Regions from separate parts of the Homo sapiens genome. Here region 1 is linked to region 2. The links are chromatin loops, found by intact Hi-C in ENCODE. Cell type or tissue: endothelial cell of umbilical vein. All regions are shown on one strand. Links, peaks and the distances in the headings refer to the core of each region. The heading gives the core; the rest is flanking DNA. Region 1 overlaps CHN2 (chimerin 2). Region 2 overlaps CPVL (carboxypeptidase vitellogenic like).

Region 1 (6,891 bases), core at 1,097-6,096, 200 kb after region 2:
TAACAGGGATAGTCTCTTCTATGATAAAGATCAGTTTTTTTTTTTAGTTTTGATACTTATCGTTATTTATTACAAAGCTTGTGATTTGGAAGAAAATTTGCATTTGTTAATTCTTAAGCATGATAAAATGGAAAGTTGGGTCAATAGCTGGATAATTTTTAGAGACTAGTAATCAAAGCAATTGTAGAGTTAGCTATTTGATTGGCATTGCGCAGAATGAAAAGCCTGATAAAGTTTACTTGTGTAGAAAGCCACACTGGCTGCCCAGAAGCTAACTCTTTGGGCCCAAATTTTACTCTTCTGAAAAAGAATGTGCATCTATTTCATATGTAAATCTTTCTTCCCTCTCCTCCCTTCTCCTCCCCTCCATCCTCCCGTTCCTTCCTCCTCGTCTTTCTCCTCCTCCTCCTCCTCCTTTTCCTTTCTCTCTTTCTCCCCTCTTTCTACCCCTCCAACCCCTTCCTCTTTCCCTCTCCTTTTCCCCATCCAAACTTAGACACATGCTTACTTGAATCTTTATTACTATATTAGATTTCTGTGTTTCATATCTAGAATGCTCACTTCTAGCTCTGCTGGAATGGTATAGCTAAAGGAGAAGCAGTGAAGATTGTGGGCCAAATGCACAATCGTTGTCAGACAAGTATCTCAGGATGTTCCCAATACCATAATTTTACTTTCTGTCCCGTCATAAGTTAGGGCCTATTTAGGATTTGTTATGGAAGCTGGTATGTGATTATTCATTGATTTACTCAATAGCGCACTGTGTAAGTCAATAAATCTTTGGTCCCTAAACTGGTGGTGTCTTAAGAAGCAGACTTGAAAGCATTCTATTGCCTTATCAGTTTCCTGGGAGGATATCTGAAGATTAAAAACTGCAGTCAAGGTAAGCATTTGCTAGGAAGTTAATTATTGGTATCTCTGAAAATGGAGGTACTGGCATCATGCAAAAGAAAGGAGGAACGCACTGATTGAGTTGCTTGTTTAATAAATAATAGAGGATTCACAAAGCAGCAAATGTAGAAGAGATGTGATGGGAAGGCAAAATTCCTTTGTGAGGTGTCACTTAAGAGAGTGCTGATTGGTCAGAAGATGAGTATAAACTGAGAGGAGGGGCTGTGGCAGGAAAGGGGGACCCTGGGTGTTAAAGCCCAAGGCGATAGAGCACATGCTGAATGAACTGTTATATCCTTGCCCTGTGACACATTCATCCCCAGGAACAAATGTCCAGGGAATCTTGTGTTCAAGGTGATTTTTCAAGTGTATTGTTTATTATTTAAATGTAGCAAATCACTTAATCCAGTGTAATCAGTATGTAAGAATTGCCGTGAACTCCCTCCTGTCCCAGTAGCTTTGTTAGCATCCTTGAGGGCTGACAGCAAACTTAATCAGGCCAGCTTGAGTGGAATGGCTTTGGGTGATTTGCATTCTGCAGAATTGCCAGATTCCTGTCCTCTAACACAATAATGAGTGTTTCCATCCAGTGGTGTGAAGCATGTGGAATAATTAGCTCTCAGCGTTAAAGATGTGACTAGTAACGTCCAAGCCTCCTTCCTCTTAAGAGTATGATTTTCTTATGGTGACATTTTCAAGAGGACATCCGTAATCTCTCATTTTGGGGACAGCAGGAAAGAGATGTGCCTGGATATATCCTATCAGTGTTCGCTGATTCGCCTTCAGCTAAATCATTTAACCAGACCAAGGGAACTGAGATTTGAGAAGCTCAGTTGTCTGTAAATCTAATGGTTCCCAACTTACAATCACTTCAGATGTTTTGAGGGGTCTGCAGCCTCTTTTATACATTTTTAAAAGCCTAATAAAAAAGCTAATGGAATAATTATCTATCAGTAACTACATAATAAGTTCAGTTTGTTTTGGAGATCAGATCTTTCAAATCATCCAGTTTGAAGGGAAAGAATAAAAGGAGTCTATGAGTTACAAGGTTGGTGAGTATGATTAGTCAACATCAATTTACAAGTAATGGTATTCCTACTGTGGTGAACCGAATAATGGTCCCTGCAAACATGTCTCTGTTCTAATGTCTGGACCCTGTGAATATGTTGTTACATGTCAAGTGGGAATTAAGATTTCAGATGAAGTAAGATTGCTAACCAGGTGACCTTGATTGAGATGGGCAAATTACCCTGGATTATCCGAGTGGGCCAAGTGTAATCACAAGAGCCCATTTAAGGCAAAGTAGAGTGTGAGAGTCAGAGAGTCATTGAAGGATGCTCTGCTGCTGGGTTTTGAAAAAGAGAGGAAGGGACCAGGAGTCAAGGAAGGTGGACAAAATAGATTCTTCCTTAGCGTCTCCACCCAGCTGTTGAATTTGCCTCCTGGGCACACAGGAAGTCTGCATGCCCAGCCCTTCACATCCAATTGGGGCCATGTGGAATGTGGCCCAGGTGATGTTGCTCAGAAAGAACCCAGCCCAGAAAACACCTTGATTTGAGCCTAATGAGACCTATTTTGAATTTTTGACTTCCATAATTCAAGATATTAAATTCTTGTTTTTTTAAGCCACTGAGTTTGTGCTAATCTATTAAAGCAGCAGTAGAAAACTAATGCATTTAGCACTGCATCTTTCTGGATTTTTGGTCATTTTAAATAAATCAGCTAATAGTGTCTACTGGGTATCTCGGCATACAAATAACTGTGTCAAAGGAGTTGGAAAAGTATGGAGAATGTAGAATAAATCCAAACTCTAATTGTTGTCTACAAGCTCCTGCTTTTTCTCTCCTTCCTGTCTTTCCAGCCTTACCTTATGTTACGCTGCACTCTCTCAGCTCCCACTCCTCCAGCTGTCTTTCCATTCCTCAGACTTCCTGCCGTGGGCCCTTGGCTCATGCTGTTTCCTCTGCCTTGAATACCCTTATTCCAGATCTTCCAAGAACCGGCTTCTTCCCATCTTTTAGGCCTTAGCTTAACCCTTCCTCCTCTGTTAGTCAGAAGAGTCTAAGTGCTATCACTTACAACCCAATATCCTAGTGGTTTAAAACAATAAAGCACGTGTCCCTCACGTCACAGTGCAAGGTGGTTGGGGTGTGTGTGTGTGTGTGTGTTGGGATAGGAATTGGGATTCTGCTTTGTTCCACACAGCCACCAACCATTCCAGCTTGTGACCTCTCTTTCCCCCGGTGCCTTCTCGGAATCCTTAGCAGGATCTCTGCAGTCACCTGCTGAGGAGCAAGGAATGCGTGGAGGATTGTGTGGGCTGGGCCTGGAATGAACATCACCTGGGCCACATTCCATATGGCCTCACCTGGATGTGAAGGGCTGGGCATGTAGTCTTCCTGTGTGCCCAGGAGGAAAATTCAGTAGTTGGGTGGATAATAGCCCTGTTCTGCCCTTCCTCAGAGATGCCTCTTATAACCGTGCTAAGCAGATCTGTCTCATTAGCCTCTATGAAAACACCTTATTTAGTTCCTCCATTGCACTTTATACTCAATAATTTTTTGGCTTCTTTGTTAATTGTGTTCCTCTCCAAGACCAGAAGGGTGTGAGGATAGGAACATGTCTGTTTTGCTCACTACTATGTGCACAAACCTGGCAATGCAACATCTTGCACAGAGTAGATTACCCACCAAGAATAGTTTATTAGTATGTGATGAATGGATGATGAATGAATGACCCAACAAGTGAATGAATGGAAAGCATAGACCTTGTCTAGAGGGTATCCACTATTATAGCAAGGACAGAATAAATAGGTCATAGTCTTTTACAAGAATAAATTTCAAGAAGCAGCCAAAAGCTTTTTTTTTGTTTTTGTTTTTGTTTTTAGAAATAAAGGACTTTGGCCTACGGTTCAAAAAGTGTTTGGAAAGTCACCGCTCTTTGGGTTGTAGAATTTGAGTCCAGTCTTCCAGATGAGCAGCCTGAGAGTAGCAGTGCTCTCCTTATTTGGGTTGATTAATTCTGCTCTTGTATTTCTGAGAAAGTGTAGACCCTTTCAGATACCATCCTAACTCTTCCCCCACCCTTCCCTTCTCCACTCATAGAGGACAAAGCATTTGGCTCCTCTCCTCCTACCACCTGTTCCTATTAATATATTCACAGTGGCCCCCGGTGGTGGGAGCATGCCACCTCAGATGAAGGAGTTTTCTAATTTTGCTTCTCCTTTTCTTTCCCATTGTCATTGTCCTTTCTGGCTTAGCATGAGCTAGTGGCATGTGGCAGTCTGAGAAGTGGAATGCCTAACCCAAGGAAATAAATGATGCATAATCAAATCCAGTTGCGTAACTTCGGGAGTTTGTGTTTTCTTCTGTTGATTCACGAAGATCAAGGAGCTGATGGGAATAGGTTCTGGCCTTGCCACCAAATGTGCTTCTCCTCCCATTTTCTGAGTAGGGCTCCAAGGGAGGTGCTGGGCCACTTTGCCACGCAGGCTGGTTGCTGCCTCATCTCCTGCAGGTGAGGGTGGAGACCTCGCGGGCTCATGGGCCCTGCTGTGGCTGTTACATGGATCCAGGTTGTCTAGGGTCTGGGGAATGCTGCTGAAGGGGCCCAAGTGCCTGTACCCTGGAAGCACTGGCCAGGCAGGACTCCCTGCCTCAAATGGGCCTCTCCCACCTTGTTCTGTCTCTCATGGGGCAGGCACATGGCATTTCCTAGGTGGGGGGACCAAGAAGCTGTGGCTGGATTAATTCTTGTGAAGAGTACAATAAACTACATTTAACTTACTTTCCCTTACTTCAACATGGTTACACGGATAAAATACATTAAAATGAACACTAAAATCAAGTATGTGGACAAAGATGTATCAACAGGAATGTTCAGTAATAGAAAAAAAACTGGAAACAACTTATACATTCACATAAGGGAGGAGATAAAAATAAATTATGATACATCCATAGAGTGGAATACTTGAAGCCATTAAAATTGAACATGTAGAAGAATATTGAATGAATATAATCACATTCATGTTTAATTTTTAAAAATCAAGCTGCAAAACAGTGGGTACCATATGATCCTGTATTTGCAATTAAAATGTATACAAATATAAACAATGGAAAATATAAAGATTGAAACGGGATGCTTAGTTCAGTAAATGGGATTATGAGTGATTGTTGTTTTATTCTTAGTGCCCAACGGTAGTTCCCAAATTTTCTGTATTTAATACATATTTGTTTTGAAAGGTGATATAAAATTCTAAAATGGTATTTTAAAAATTAGATGACTGTCTTAGTTCATTTGGGCTGCTATAACAAAAACATCACAGAGTGGGTGGCTTATAAACAACAGAAATTTGTTTCTTACAGGTTTGGTGTCTGGTGAAAACCCATTTCCTGATTCATAAACAGGGCCTGTGTCCTCACTGTGTCCTCACATGGTGGGAGGAGGAAGGTGGTTCTCCAGAGTCTCTTCTAGATGGCACTAATCCCATTTCTGGGGGCTCCACCCTCATGACCTAATCATCTCCCAAAAGCCCCTCCTTCTGACACCATCACATTGGAGGTTAGGATTTCAACATAAGAATTTTAGGGGGATGCAAGCATTCAGTTTATGACATTGACTAAATTCTCCAAATAATTACTTGTTTATTAAAAAGAAAACTATTGAAAGAATTCTTAAACAACAAAACAAGTCATTAATGTGCAATTTAAAAAGCCCCATAACCTGCTTTTCTGTCTGTCCTCAGTACAGATGTTTTCCCTTCCTACTGCACACTTAATAAGTCTCCGAGCCTTGTAGATTCATTGTAGATTCAGCCTTGTTAGCATCTCTTGTATCCAGTCCCTCCATCATATTCTCCCTGCCCCTGCCTTTGTCACCTGTTGATGGGACTCCCTGCCTCCTGGCTTTCACTTACACCGTTCCATTGTCCTTCCTGTCACCGACAACCTGGCAAATGTGATCCATCTTAAGAGGTTCAAGGGCCACGTGTTCTCTTGGAGTCTTTCCTGGCAGTCCCCACTTTTGTCTCCAGAACTGATCCTTCTTTATGCCTCACTCTTTGTTCTGAATCCTCTCACAGAACCTTTTAATCTCTACTGCGCTTCCTGACACTTACTTTGTGCCAGGTACTTTATATTTCTCCCGTATCCTGGCTGTATCCCTGTGAGGATCATAGCCCCACTTCACGGATGAGAAAACTGAGGCACAAAGAGGCTAAGCAACTTGCAAAGACATCACAGATAGGGACTAATAAGATTCAGGTTCAAACACAGGCAGTGTGGCTCCAGCATCTCTATGCTGAGCATATATATCTGCTGCTGCTTCTCATATTTCTAAGGTCTTTCACTTGTCTCTCTTCCCCTACCACATTGTAGAGGGGGGATCATGTGTTAAATTTATCTGTATTTTTTTGGTGCCAAGCCCAGGGGCTGGCATGTAGGAATCTCATAATAAACACTGATTGAATGGCTATTTAGGCAACGAGTATTTACTCAGCATCTGCCATGTGTCAGGCATTGTTTTAAGCACCCACCTGAAATAAATAAGCAAGAAAACAGATCAAGAGTCTTGCCCTCAATAATGGAGGAGGGGGGTGACTTAGATTCTAGAAGAACATGTCAAGGGCAAGTTAGGTAAATGATTGAGGTAATATTTAGATGACATTTTTACTCCTGTATCCATGCTTCTCTAGTTCTCTTCTTTTAAATTTTGGGTATGATTTGAGGCAACTACAGTACTGGAAATTAATACAAATCCTTCATTTGTCATATCAGAGCTCTGTAACTGGTCACATATAAGCGAGCTGTCAGTGGTCGAATCATGACTGCCTGTTGCTTCTCAATGGTTTGAAAACAGTTTTTTGAAATGGCATTACATTTCTCATTTCTTCATGCTCTTCTTTCTTGCTTATCTTTTCCACTTTTTTTCTGCTTTGCTCCACCTGTTCTCTTGAGAAACCATCTCAATCCCTCCTGCTTCTTCCTACCTCATTCTCTCCCT
Region 2 (6,891 bases), core at 845-5,844:
CAAGTAACAAAGCAGAAGGGAAAGTAAGGAATTGGAGTTCTCCAGCTAGAGTGGGGGAGGAGGACTAGAGTGGAAAGAAGATGGGGAAGCAGTCCTAACAGTTCTTAGAGAATCCGCAAGCTGGATTAGGGAAGCCAACCTCCACAGGCTGCACAGGTCTCTTCACTCCCCTCATTTCAACCCTCAACATGGGAAACACATCACCTCTGTCTGGGTTTGGCTGCTGTAGGCATTTCTTTCTGGTAAAAGGCGTGTTGGTCACTTTTCAGCCAGGAGCTTCAGGCAGAGGGTAGTGGCCCATAGGCTGGAGTGGTTTCACAGAGAATGGTTCACTTGGTAATTCTGCAACCTGCTGGCTTCTGCCAATTTACAAGTCAGAATCTCTGGGGGAAGTCAGAGAATTCTTGTATGCAATAACATGTGAGAATCCCTGAGAGAAAACATATCGAGACTCAATAATCTAGGCAAATGTTCAAGTATCCATTTTGTACAGAATAATAACTCCCTAAAGATGTTAGTGTCTTAATTCCTAGAATATGTTAGGTTAGAGGGCAAAAGAGAATTCAGGTTGCAGATGGAATTAAAGTTGCTAATCAACTGGCCTTAAAATAGGGAGATTATCCTGGATTATCCAGGTGGCCCAAATGTCATCATAAGAGTCCTTTTAGAAGACAGAGGTAGAAGACAAGAGTCAGAGAAGGAAACATGACCATGGAGATTATGTGCTGTGAGAAGGACTCAGGCTGCCTTTGCAGGCTTTGAAGCTGGAGGAAGGGACCATAAGCCAAGGAATGCGAGCAGCCTCTAGACACTGCAAGAGGCAAGAAAAGAGATTCTCCCTTAGAGCCTCCAGAAGTACCACAACCCTACTGGTCCTTGATTTCAGCCCAGGGAGACCTGTGTCAGACTTCTAATCTGCAGAATTGTGAAATAAAATGTGCGTTGTTTTAAGACATTAAGTTTGTGGCAATTTGTTATAGCAGCAAGAGAAAACTAATATAAAGAAGTTACTGCAGATAAATGACTGCATTCAATGACATCAATAGATATGATATAAAAAATGCACACATACAGAATATTTCTGAAAGGCATAAAGTTTAAGAGACTGGGAAGGCCTATTATCACTCTCCTCCATCCCGCTCTGTGCCCTGTTAGGCAGACCCCTATGGGCTAGACCACCCGATTCCACCTGGCTCCCAGTTGGGCTCTACCTATGGGAGGCACCAAGCAAGACACTGGAGGGTGCTCAGGCTCCAGTGCTGACCTTGCACTTGTATGACCCTCAGGGTGAGTGTCTCCTTGCATTGCAAGCTCTAGGCATCTCACTTGCCTCACTCAACACAACACTGACGAAGAAATAAGAAGCCCTCTCTAGGGGCCAAGAAAGCCTTCCAGAAAAGACGACAGGCTGACGGCTACTGTGAGCCCAACGACAAAGGATCTGGAATTTTTCACCATTTCTTACATGCCCCAACCTGACCACATCCCACCACAGGCTGCTTTGGGGTGAACTATGTCAGAGGCCATGTAGTTGAGAGAGCAGGAAAGAAAAGTCAAGAAAATATAACTCAATAGTACCAGGAGAAACAACGTAACTTGAAAACCACCCTGGACCAAGCAATTTACTCAGTTACTACAGATGCAACCCAGCTATATGCAAATCACATGAAAATATAAATAACACCCTCCATAGGGATAGCTTTTTCTTTGCTTTCTCTAGCCTGTAAAACAAATCCAATTTGGAGGATGAAAACAGAAAATTACTCTGCAGTGGAATAAGATTTGCTTCTCAGCGCTTCCAGCAATACCCGCAACAGCACCTCTAAGCTAAAAATGTCTTGTTCATACAGAAGAATGGCATAATCTAGAGGTGAACTACATAGGATTGGTGAAGTAGAAAAACATACCCACCTCTGTCTATAGAGATTTGGGAAAGTGATGGCCTTTCCTGCCAGAAGCCTTCCTAGATCGGCAATCCTCCCAATCTTCTAAAGATCCATAGAGTCTGAGTTCAGTTCTGTCTCCTCTGTGGCCCCCACAGAACAGAATATGCTCAATAAGTGGGTACTGAGTGCATGAAGGAGTCCACAGACAGCGCAGCTATACAAGGCCATGGCTGACTAGATATAAACATACTTAGCCACGCATTACCTGTTCACTTCAGGAATCTCCTTACTTCCTATCCTCCTTGGGCTCCCCTGACCCATCCCTGCCCTAAGTATTTTTAGAACAAAAATACAACAAAATGATAGGAAGAAGACTGTGGCAGGAAGAAGGTGGTAGTATTAACACTCCAAATAAGGCTGCAAGAAATTTAGAAGTTGGACACTTCCCACTCCCGCAGAAAACATTTGTTTCCTGCCCATAAATAGGAACACCATGCAGGTTTGCTTATTTTTAGAAAAACAAAAATCTTATTTTTAGAAAAAATCTATGAGATTTTTTTTTAAAGACCTGTAGCTCGGTAGGCTAACATTTCTACCCTCAAACGGCAAGCCAGGTCTTGAACACTGGTGTTCTTTCTGTTGGGCACCTACCTGAGCTGGGAAGAACCAGAAGAAGAGGTTGCTGTTGTAAGTCTTATTCACGGTGAGGAAGCCGGCATAACTCTTCATGTTCAGTCCTGGGAAAGGGCCGACCAAACTCAATTCTCTTCCTAGTGGGGGAAAAAAAATTTACCCAAGGATTACAGAAAACAATAACAACAAAAATGTGAGCCATCTATCTCAGTCTGGATGAAATGGAGTGATTAGATAAGCTAAAAGGGAACTGGTATGACAGGTAGTTCCTTCAGCAAATTCCAGCCTGCCCCTGGCCAATCCCACATAGTCCACGTTCACAATTTAGCCAAGGATATGTGAAAGTTTTAAGCCTTTGGGGAGGGGTGCCCAAATATATTTTATAAGCTGTAATAAGGTTTTTTTTAAGTTCTTTTAAAAAGAAGAAAAGAAAATCTCCTATCATTACACCTTGCATAAACCAAGGTGATCACCTTGGGCCACATGGAAAGGAGCAGGATAAAGTAACCTGACCTGAAACAGTGGGGTGCAAGAGTAACAATGTGGTGAAGCAGCTCTCGGCCTCGCCCCGAGAAGGCCTGTGTCCTTCACGCTCTTGTTTTCATGAAGGCAAAAAGCCTGTCACATCTACTAAGAGGAGTGGGCTGAGGCATATGGGAGTGTGGGTGGCTGTGGACATTGGGGAAAGGTGGACAGTGGTGGACAGTGGGGAGACTGGGAGTGACCTCATGGCTACTCAGGGGGAGCCAAATAGGACAATGGGGCAGTTGTGGGGGCCAGGGGTCCTGGCGTTCTTATGGCACCATTGGGACAGGCACAGGGAAGGAGTAATTGGGGATGCTTAGACAGCCAAGGATGCCCAGGAGTAAAGAATGCTACTAGGAGCTGACATTTACAAGGCCAGAATACCAGGGCTTTACATGATGTGGGAAGTATAATTCTCATTCCCACTTTACAGATAAGAAAGCTGAAGCACAGAGAGGTTAAGTGACTTGCCAGCTAGTAGAGGAGAGCTGGGATTAAACACAGCAGTCAGGCTGCAGAGTTTGTTCCTTCCCCCAGGGCTTTCAACTAGAGTGAGTCAGAAGGTGCAGGTGGCAAGGAGTGGGAAGGGAAGTAGTGGTCAGGAAGGGAGTGGCAAAGGAACAGAAAACAGCAGAATGTGGTGGCGAAGTAAAAGGGAAAGTTTGGGTGAAGAAGAATCCTTTAGTGGTGACAAAGAATGTGTCCCCAGTAGGAACCAGTCACTCAAGAAAAGCGATGTAAGTCTGAGCCATATTAAGTTGGAGACTGGCTAGTAGGTCAGGAAGCTTGACTCCTCACATGCCATCGACTAAAGATGCCTTTGACGGTAGGTGGAGCCCTTAGGCTCTGGAAGGCTAATTGTTAGCATCTTTTCCCAGCTCAGCATTCAGAGACATTGACAGGATAAAATAAGCCAAGGTGACAATATTAACACTCAAGGGAATAGATGCTACAAGTCAGGGTCCTGACTGCAAGGGCTGGTTGCTAAACTTTTACCAGCACACTGCTGTTTTGGGACCACTAGTTCCTATTTTACAAGGCCAGAATACCAGGGCTTTACATGATGTGGGAAGTATAGTTCTCATTCCCACTTTACAGATAAGAAAGCTGAAGCACAGAGAGGTTAAGTGACTTGCCAGCTAGTAGAGGAGAGCTGGGATTAAACACAGCAGTCAGGCTGCAGAGTTTGTTCCTTCCCCCAGGGCTTTCAACTAGAGTGAGTCAGAAGGTGCAGGTGGCAAGGAGTGGGAAGGGAAGTAGTGGCATGCCTCTTAGCTGAGCATGGTGGCAGTGCTTGTAGTCCCAGCAACTCGGGAGGCTGAGGTGGGAGGATCACTTGAGCCCAGGAGGTCAAGGCTGCAGTGAGCCATGATCATGCCACTGCACTCCAGCCTGGATAACACAGCGAGACCCTGTCTCAAAAAAAAAACATATATATAGGCATGCCTCTCAAAAGGAAAACCTCTCATCTAGACCACACAGTTCCTTTGCTGATCCTAGTGCTCCTATAGACCAGCTGGTGACCCACCATACAGGCATTTAACCTCCCTGTTCTTCAGTTTCTCCTCTATGGAAGATGTACTGCCTGTGGGCCACCTGGATTAAAAGAGCCCCCACATGTAAAATCTATATAAAGAAGCTGGCAGGTAGGGAGCAGAACTACTGTTGCTGTCTGTGAAATGCACCTGCTGACTAGGAACAGGGAGCACCTCTGAGCAGAGGAGGTCATGGGGACAAAAGAAAGGTCTCAACAGGTGGTCCTTGAGGGTCCTGTTAGGCTAGCACAATAGAAGAGCATGGGTTTCCTAGCCTGACAGACCTGGGTTTGGAATCCTAACTAGATTAGGACTCCCCAGCAAGTTGCTCCATCTCTCTGAGCCTCTTTCCTTTTATGCAAAATATAAATACTGATTCCGCTATCCTGGGCTTTCTGTGAGGATCAAACAACAAAAATGCATATGAACCCTTAGCCTAGCACTGCACATAAAATATGGGTTCAGTCAATTGGAAGGGAAAGTTATCATTAGCCTTTGGCCACTCCAAGTGAAGTCTAGAAGAATTTCCTTTTTCTGGCTCAGCCTGGTTCTCCCAGGGAAGATTGCTTAATGCAACCTCTGTTGGTCTTCACATTCTGTTCCCAATGAGGTCTATCCCTCCTCCATCAGAAAAAAAGCCAGAGAAAAAGAGAGAGAGGTGAGGATCTTATGAGAAAGAAAAGGGAGGTGTTTGGGGAAAGTGGTTTTTGCCACTCCTCCCCTCCCACTCTTCCCGCCATCTGTCGTTTTTCTTCTCCCTTTCTTCACTTCCACTCTTAATTAGCCCAGAGAAAGATCACCCCCCAGGGCTGGGCAGCCTTTAAAATGCTTTTGAAATATTTTTAGCAAAACTATTAATCTTCTCAAAATCAAACAGATACCACCCCCTGCCTCCCAAAAAAAAAAAGGAGAGTAGAGAAGTAAAAACTGTGGATTGGAAATGAGTGAGATGTGGACCACAGAGAGGTAAATGGGAAGAAGAGGATTTGAGAAAGACAACACAAAAATGAGAAAGGTCAAAGTATAATGAGAAAAAGAGAAAATATATAATAGAAAGGAGCTGGAGGGAATGGAACAGAGGAAAGGATGATTCAATCAATCTATCTCTCCCAAGACCAGCACCACACAGGGTCCACAGACTGCTCTCAAATGATTCAGATGTTCACTCATCCCTCCCTTCCTGAGGATGCCAAAGTAGCTTCTCTACTACCTTTTACTTGAGTATGTTTCAGACCTTCCCTCCTAGGTCAGGAGGTTGGAAAGTGGGGAATTTGTGTTATTTAACTTTGCATACCTTGGGACTCGGCATGCTGACTTACACACCTAAGACATTCAATAAATACTTTTTAATGAATGAATGTTAACAAATGAATGGATGAACAAGTCAATAAATGAATGAACTAAAACAAGCCCTACTGACAAGGCACCAAGATTGGCTTATTTCTACAAAAACCTCCTAAGGCAGACCTTGCTAAAAGATCTTAAGAAATTTAGAACTTTTCTCTAGCCCATAAAAAAAGTTTTGCCCTGTTTCAAATTTTAAATTTCCACTAACTAAATCCCAGTAAAATAATTTAAAATGTCATCAACTAAAATGACTTTTTATATTTTCAAATGTCCTGTGCATCCTTCTATTAATGGAATGTGGAAAACAAACTCCCAAGATGGAGGAGTTTCTATCTTTCCAGCACCATGACTCACAATACAAATGTTTAGAACAGTTTTAAAAAGGAAAAGGTTTTCTTTGAAGTGATTTTACTTCCTCCTTGTTTTTTACTGCTGCAACCAATGTTTGTGATATTAACACTTTCAAAAACATTGGAATGTGACCAACAAAGGGCTTGAACCAGCTAATCAGCATGCATGCCAGATTCACAAACACTCAAGTTATCACCAGTGTGGACAGACATTATCAGATCATAAGTAACAATAAATTAGGACCTACCAGTAAAATAGTCTTTAAAGTGTGAAAATGCAGTGTTTATAAACAAGCTAAAATGTGCCTCCTACTTCATTTTGTTTCAGGGAGTAAAGATTTATTCTAGCTTCAGAGAAAGTAAACATGCAATTACAATTACATAAAACTAAGCCAGCTAAATGAGGATTTAAAAATTAAAAATTTCCCTTGTTTTTTTGCGAGCTACTGTTTATCTCGAAAATGTTCCATTGCAATAATAAGACTCACGTTCCTAGGGTTTTGACAGACTCGATAAACAAAAGGGATTTAGGGGAGTGAGCTGACCATCTGTCCAGAGCTTCCTGAACTTTCAGCAAAGCGGATGAATAAAATTATCCTTAATTATGTTGTCAGG

Evidence for each region. A loop is a pair of places that touch in the nucleus more often than their neighbours do. Peaks named below come from ENCODE experiments on the same cell type or tissue, not always from the same donor. Only the 100,000 strongest peaks of a DNase experiment are listed, where the experiment ranks them.
Region 1: a loop joins it to region 2, with 4 times the contacts of the local background. A loop is called at or near these places in 3 of 110 quality-filtered maps.

What each region holds. Positions count from the first base shown.
Region 1 is chr7:29,305,424-29,312,314 of GRCh38, forward strand. All of the region lies in intron 1 of CHN2 (chimerin 2), which reads left to right. Among named protein-coding and RNA genes, the nearest start is that of CHN2-AS1, 100 kb to the left of the region's middle. RefSeq lists an enhancer at 4,409-4,977. In endothelial cell of umbilical vein, for the core only: a CTCF peak has its summit at 4,059 (motif pointing left); no DNase peak of the experiment used is centred there; H3K27me3 peaks cover 389 bases.
Region 2 is chr7:29,110,167-29,117,057 of GRCh38, forward strand. It overlaps CPVL (carboxypeptidase vitellogenic like), which reads right to left. Exons shown (of 13, transcript NM_031311.5): 3 at 2,538-2,656. Among named protein-coding and RNA genes, the nearest start is that of CPVL, 33 kb to the right of the region's middle. In endothelial cell of umbilical vein, for the core only: a CTCF peak has its summit at 3,877 (motif pointing right); a DNase peak (open chromatin) is centred at 3,795; H3K27me3 peaks cover 75 bases.